2 separate regions of the Homo sapiens genome follow, and region 2 is linked to region 1. Evidence: chromatin contacts called from ENCODE Hi-C data. All regions are on one chromosome and are shown on one strand. The core of a region is the stretch at or near the end of the contact, and the rest is flanking DNA. Distances in the headings are between cores, read along the strand shown. Region 1 overlaps KDM4C (lysine demethylase 4C). Region 2 has its middle 180 kb from the start of DMAC1.

Evidence for each region. A loop is a pair of places that touch in the nucleus more often than their neighbours do. Pooled maps may share reads with other maps.
Region 2: a loop to region 1 is called in a map with no recorded cell type, with 3 times the contacts of the local background. The contact joins two enhancer-like sites. A Hi-C loop is called at or near these places in 2 of 37 single-sample maps with no recorded cell type and 11 of 50 pooled maps.

The regions. Positions count from the first base shown.
Region 1 is chr9:6,901,186-6,904,235 of GRCh38, forward strand. The region is part of intron 8 of KDM4C (lysine demethylase 4C); the gene reads left to right. Among named protein-coding and RNA genes, the nearest start is that of KDM4C, 140 kb to the left of the region's middle. Within about 2 kb of position 1,431, at least 2 of the 41 ENCODE cell types and tissues checked have a DNase peak (open chromatin) inside an H3K27ac peak, as active enhancers do.
Region 2 is chr9:7,974,868-7,977,917 of GRCh38, forward strand. No RefSeq gene overlaps it. Among named protein-coding and RNA genes, the nearest start is that of DMAC1, 180 kb to the left of the region's middle. RefSeq lists an enhancer at 1,884-1,993. Within about 2 kb of position 1,649, at least 8 of the 41 ENCODE cell types and tissues checked have a DNase peak (open chromatin) inside an H3K27ac peak, as active enhancers do.

The sequences.
Region 1 (3,050 bases), core at 181-2,680:
CAACCCCTGGAGGGAAGGAGGGACTGGTGGGAGAGTCAGCAGGGCCCTGGGCACCCCCCAGAGTTTGCCATAGTCAGATGCCCTGGCTTCCCACAGCTTCTCATCCATGCAGGCTTTCCTGCACTTCCACCCCTGCAGGTTCTGCTGAGGTGACACACAGTGGTTTATCTCAAAAGGGCTCTTACCTCACATAAGGGATTGTCAGATATGTGCTCCTAGGGTTGGTGTAGCAGCTCAGCAACCTCATGAGGTCTCATGCAGTTCCTGTCCTTCAGATTCACTGTCTCTGGGCAGGCTTGTCTTGATAGCTGTGCTTACTTCAGACATCTTGCTGCCAAGGGCAGGAAGCGAGACAGTGTGAGAACTAGGCTCATCTACCCCCATTTGCGAGGAAAATCTTTCCTTGAAACACACTTGAAAACATCCTTTTATGTCCTGTGGCCAACTGTTAGAAAGGCTGGAAAGGTAACTGGCGAGTAACTGGTGTTTTTAGGGAAAGGGGCTCTGCCTGTGGAGAAGAAAGAAAAAGATGGAAGAAAGAAGGAAAAAGATTCATTGACAGAATCTGCCACAATATGTGCTTCTGATACCTCATTTCGTGACACATATTTACTTTTAGCACCTATTATTTGGTGGGCCCTGTGCTGTGGCTAAAAAACTAAGTAAGACATGTAGTTTCTGTATAGTGGCGCTTACAGACTTCAGTCTATGTTCTCAGCTCTGTGGAACATTATAAGTATGGACCCCTGGCCCCACCAAAATCAGTAGGATTAGAATATCTGAGGATAAGGGACAAACATTTGCATTTCTGAAATCTTCCTGTGACTCTGGTGGATGCTGTGGGTTGAGAGCCATGGGTTTTTAGGGAGTTAAATTAGGCCTTTGTTGTTTGGGTTGGGGTTCTTCTGCATCTTCTATTTTTTTCCACCAGTATGAATTTTGAGTTCCAAAACATTAACTTAATATCTATTTATAAATTGGAGATGTGTAATGTTTTGTACATATATCATTTACAGTCTCTTTTCTCCAAGAATTAATAGGTGTTGTGAACACATATAGAATTGTGCCCACATATTTCATGATCAAGTAAACATGCCCAGTAGTACTTTTAAGGGGAGGAAGGGAGAGTGTTGGAAAAGAAATAGAGTAGATGTTAAAGATAGGAATGCACTGTATATACCTCTTTCTGAAGAGCTTAGTAAATGTCCTGATGGCTGTCAGGAGTGCACGTAAAAAACCCAACATAATCACCTGGGACTGTGTTGGAATTGTCGTTCTGTGTGGAATAGTTGTGTGACCTGGGGCAAATGACATGTTTCTGTGAGGCTTAGTTTTCCTACCTGTAAAGAGGGCGTTCACTTGTGCCTCACAGGTTGTGAGGATGCGGGTGGTGATGGGAGAACTCGCCTGGCACCATGTCCCTCTCCCCAAGTACATATTTAGGAAGTGACTCATTGTGGGTCATTTTTATGTCAGGGAACTCCCTGAATATTAATTTGGGGGAAGACTGGTGGAGTTCAGGCCTGAGGTGCTGAGAAACAGTGTCTGTGGGGACAGTGTTTGCAGGGTAAGTGTCAACAGCAGGCTGGGCAGATGGATATTAGATAGTTTTACTGACTTCTCACTCGCATTCAGGTGTACTTTTTTGCTAAAATGAAGGCAGTATGAAAAGAAGTGCCAATAACTAACAGTGGGTTTTTGTGGACCAGATTGCTGAGAGAAGGAATTTGAAGGAGCTGTTGCTTATATCTTCAGAAACACAGTGTAGCTCTTGTGCCCCTTGTTGAATTTGAAAGGCCGTGTTTTGTAATCCCTTGGAAAAAACACCATCCTGGATGGTAGAGATTACTGCTAAGCTTTGACTGTATTTCCCACATCAGTTTCATATACTTCAGGTTTTTTGATTCGATTAAAAAAACCCAATTAGTTTCTATTAACTGTTTAAAATTTTCGTAAAAGGTATTTTTGTAAGGCCTGATAATCATTTTCATTGATTTTTGGCAGCATATTCCCAGTTCTTAGGAATGCATATTCAGGGTTGTCCTTTGATTTTGAGTGTTAATTTTTTAAAAAGATGACTGTTTTGTTGATTATTGAAATAGCATGAAAACTTGTTTCTTTGAAGGTAAATAAAATTGAAACAGTTTTCAAACTTATATAATGATTTCTTTTCTTTTTTTAAATCATATTAGTAAAGATAATAAGAAAATGCCCAGTCCCCAGGAGAATGTAGTTGGTAGAGTGGGCACTGTGTTCTCTTGGCAGGAATATGATTGGAGTAAGCATCCTGAAGAGAAGGTGGGCAGTGTGCATCAGTCTTGGTAAACATCTTCTTGCGCTTTTACCATTTTCTCACACTCTTAGGAAATGAGCAGAAATGTAGGCAAAAGGTGATTGTTGTAGTGCCAGTTTTATCAGTGAAAATAGAATTGTAACTAAAATGTCCAATGATATAGGAATCATTGAATAACCAATTGTGTCCATACACTGTAATTTTTAAAAATTTTACAGAAAAGCATTGGAAAGGAAATCACTATGGCTAATAATATTACTACCCAAATATCCATTGTTGAAATTTGTAAAAATAAAAATATTTAATGGCACCCTTTCTAGTTTATTAAAGGTAAAAAACTGTTAACAGTTCATTGTATATCTCTTAAAATATCAGCATATATCTGTATCTTTTCGAAAATCTACACAATGTTATTCAAGATCCTATAGATTATTTTGCCATGTCTTTAATATATCATTCTGTTCAATATATCTTTCATTAGCCGGGCGCGGTGGCTCACGTCTGTAATCCCAGCACTTTGAGAGGCTGAGGTGGGCAGATCACTTGAGATCAGGAGTTCAGGACCAGCCTGGCTGACATGGAGAAACCTCATGTCTGCGAAAAATACAAAAATTAGCTGGCATGGTGGTGGGTACATGTAATCCCAGCTACTTGGGAGGCTGAGGCAGGAGAATTGCTTGAATTTGGGAGGCAGAGGTTGTGGTGAGCTGACATTGTGCCACTGCACTCCAGCCTGGGCAACAGAGTGAGACTCCAT
Region 2 (3,050 bases), core at 399-2,898, 1.1 Mb after region 1:
AAATTGCTAGCTTTCTGATGTGATCTCTGCTCATTTCCCCCACCCTAGCACCTGCCTCACTCTAGCACCCGTTTATGCCATTGCCCCCAAAAGAAGCCTTGCCATTTGACCAATTGTCCCATGCCCATTTTCAGACACCTCAGAATCTCTTCTCCCATCTCCGCTGTAAACTCAAGTTTCTTAAACCTTTCCAGAGCAAGTCCAGTCCAATCCAATCACATTGTTCCGTTGGGAATATCTTTGCTAATGGCAGCAGTGGGTGGAGAGAGGTCCTTGCCGTTATTTTGTCAATGTGTCTTGATCCTGTCTTTTCCAATTAATGATAAGTTCCTTGATGACAGGACCCATCTCTTTTTCCTCCTTCACTTCCCACAGTGGCCATAGAATAAATATAGACAGTATAGCCTATTAGGGAAAAGTGATTTACACAGAAATGAAGCATTCTTACTTTTTATTTCCAGTTGCCCAAAGACTTAGCAAAGTTGATCCTGCTACCTAATGAGGCATCTCTCATTCCCACAGTCTCTGCCTAGCTCCCCGCATATTAGAAAAATGTGACAATTTACAACTTTGTTGGGGAGCTAGGAACATTCGTTCCTGGAGCAGGTTAAACTGTTAGCAGGGTGGAAACTATTTCTTCAAACTAGATGTAATCTGCAATTCTAGTAAAGCACTTAGCAACAATTCCAGTTGATCCTCACTTGTGAGTTTATATGCGTAATACCCACAAGGGCCGTACCCATGTTTGTTTTGTTTATTTTTGTATCAAAAACCTTAGCCTAGAAACTAGTGCAAAGGAGTCGAAGACCCTGTCCATTCATATATTCAGCAAATACATTGAGCACCCACACACCCACAAAGTGTGTGTCTTTTGTTCACTGCTGTCTTCCCCATACCTAGGGAAGGTAGGGACTGCCTTCTTGGTTAACTTCTGGCTCAAAAAAAGTAAGAGCTAAGAATTAGCAATGCTTACTCTGTGCCTGGCACTTTTTAAAGTATATTACATGTATTTTAGATGTTTAATCTTTATAGTATCCTACAAATTAGGGATTATTAATATCCTTATTTTTACAGATGTGAAAATTCAGACACTTTTCTGCATAAATATGTACATAGTACTTATGTGTTGTAATATACACATTACAATATAGCATATATTTGTCATATAACATAACATGTATATGCACATAAATACATACTATAATACACATAGCATATATTATATGTAATACATATCATATATACATATATACATGTACATATGTTCATGTATTGATATAAACATATATTCACACACATACCCATATAACACTGATAAAAATGAAGTTGCTCTAGTGTAAGCGTGATGGCAAGAAGGGCTGAAATCTGCTGGCCTTTCGTCTTGTCGTCACCCATCCCCTCCATATCCTCTAAGGCACTTTCTCAGAGCCCAGTTTGAAACCACTCATCTAGCCCTTGTCTCTCATTTTACATTTGAAGAAAGTGAGGCTCAGAGAGGGAAAGTGACTTATTTAAGGTCTCACAGCTTCATTAGCTGTGGGCTAAAGGCTGAGCCAAGACTAGAATGCCCCAATTTTCAGATAAAAAAAGCTGAAGCTCAGGGATATTGTCATTTACCCATGAGCTCACAGGCAGGAAGTGGTGAAACTATCATTAAACTACGGTTGGCCTTGTTCTTTTGTGGTTTCATTTCACTAAGCCTCTGACACCCTGACCTCAACTTCCTTCTGTAGATATGTCACCTGGCCTCCTTCAGTCTAAGACACTACACACTGGCCACACACTTTGTCATCCTCATAGACTGACAACCTGCTCTCACATACCCTGCTTTCTTACTGTGTAGGCTCTCTTTTCTTGCTCAGAATGTCCTTCCCCACTTCTTCATGTGCCAACTCCTAGTCATCCTACAAGAACCACATTCACTTTAAGTTTCTTTTGAAGCCTTTTCAGTGTCCCATACCCTGATCCCATTACCTCTTCTATGTATGCAGGGCTTGCTTCATGCTTGTGTAACCCAAGGGCCCTGCATTTGATTTAACACATTTTAAAATTCTTAACAATTTATGAAAAAGGAAACCCATATGTTCATTCTGCCCTGGACCCTGCAAATTATGCAGCCAATCCTGTGTGTGTTTTTTCATGTTGCGTAGACTCTATTACAGTCAGTAACATATTGAGAAAGAGTGTGTGTCTCCTCTGATAGTCTATGAGCTCCTTGAAGCAAGAGGCTTGTCTTAGTCATTGCTGTATCCTCACACCAGACTCTACGGGATGCTCAGGATTCACCTGTTGATCTGTGAGGAAGCCCAAGGCTCAGTTAATGCCCCCCACCCTCCTTCCATAACAGTCTCCTGATTAGGAAACAGTGCTTGACCTCTAGACAATCTGAGTATCCACTCCAGGAAGTGGAACATTGCCTTCCCAATGTTGAAACTGTTAGCACTCAATCATGTTTCAGGAACATATAGAAGGTATGTGCCTATTCTGCTTCAATTGCTTTCCAAAATAAGTATACGAAAGTGGATAGAAAATATTTTAGTTTGATGAAGTAAGAATGTTATGAGGCAAAAGGAACTGACTTATCCCACTGGGTGGGGATTAGGTCTGGAATAAGATTGCACCATGACTAAAATGACTTCTTTAGCCAATGACATTCCTGAAGATTGGATCAGAGTAAAGTTAAACTAACCTACTCAAGGAAGACTTTCCTAAATCAGCCCCTTTGCTGTATAATTTAGTATGGAGAGCTGATTGTGGGTTTTTCTTGTTTCATTGTTTAATACATAGAGGTTTCACATTTCATTTTGAAACAGAAAGAGGGACTGGAAGAGATAAGTTAGTATGAGTGAGGAAAAGATTAGAAGGTAGAGATAGGATCGCAATGCTGTTATCACCTTTGCTTTATTGATAATCTCAGGAAGGACTAGACTGCTAAGAAAGAGGAGCCCAGATTGGAATAAAAGAGACGATGCCAGGATCAGCCTGTGAGAGGATGTCTCACTTAGTACACCTCAAGGATCATGTCAGCTGAGCATCTATACCCCGCGTGA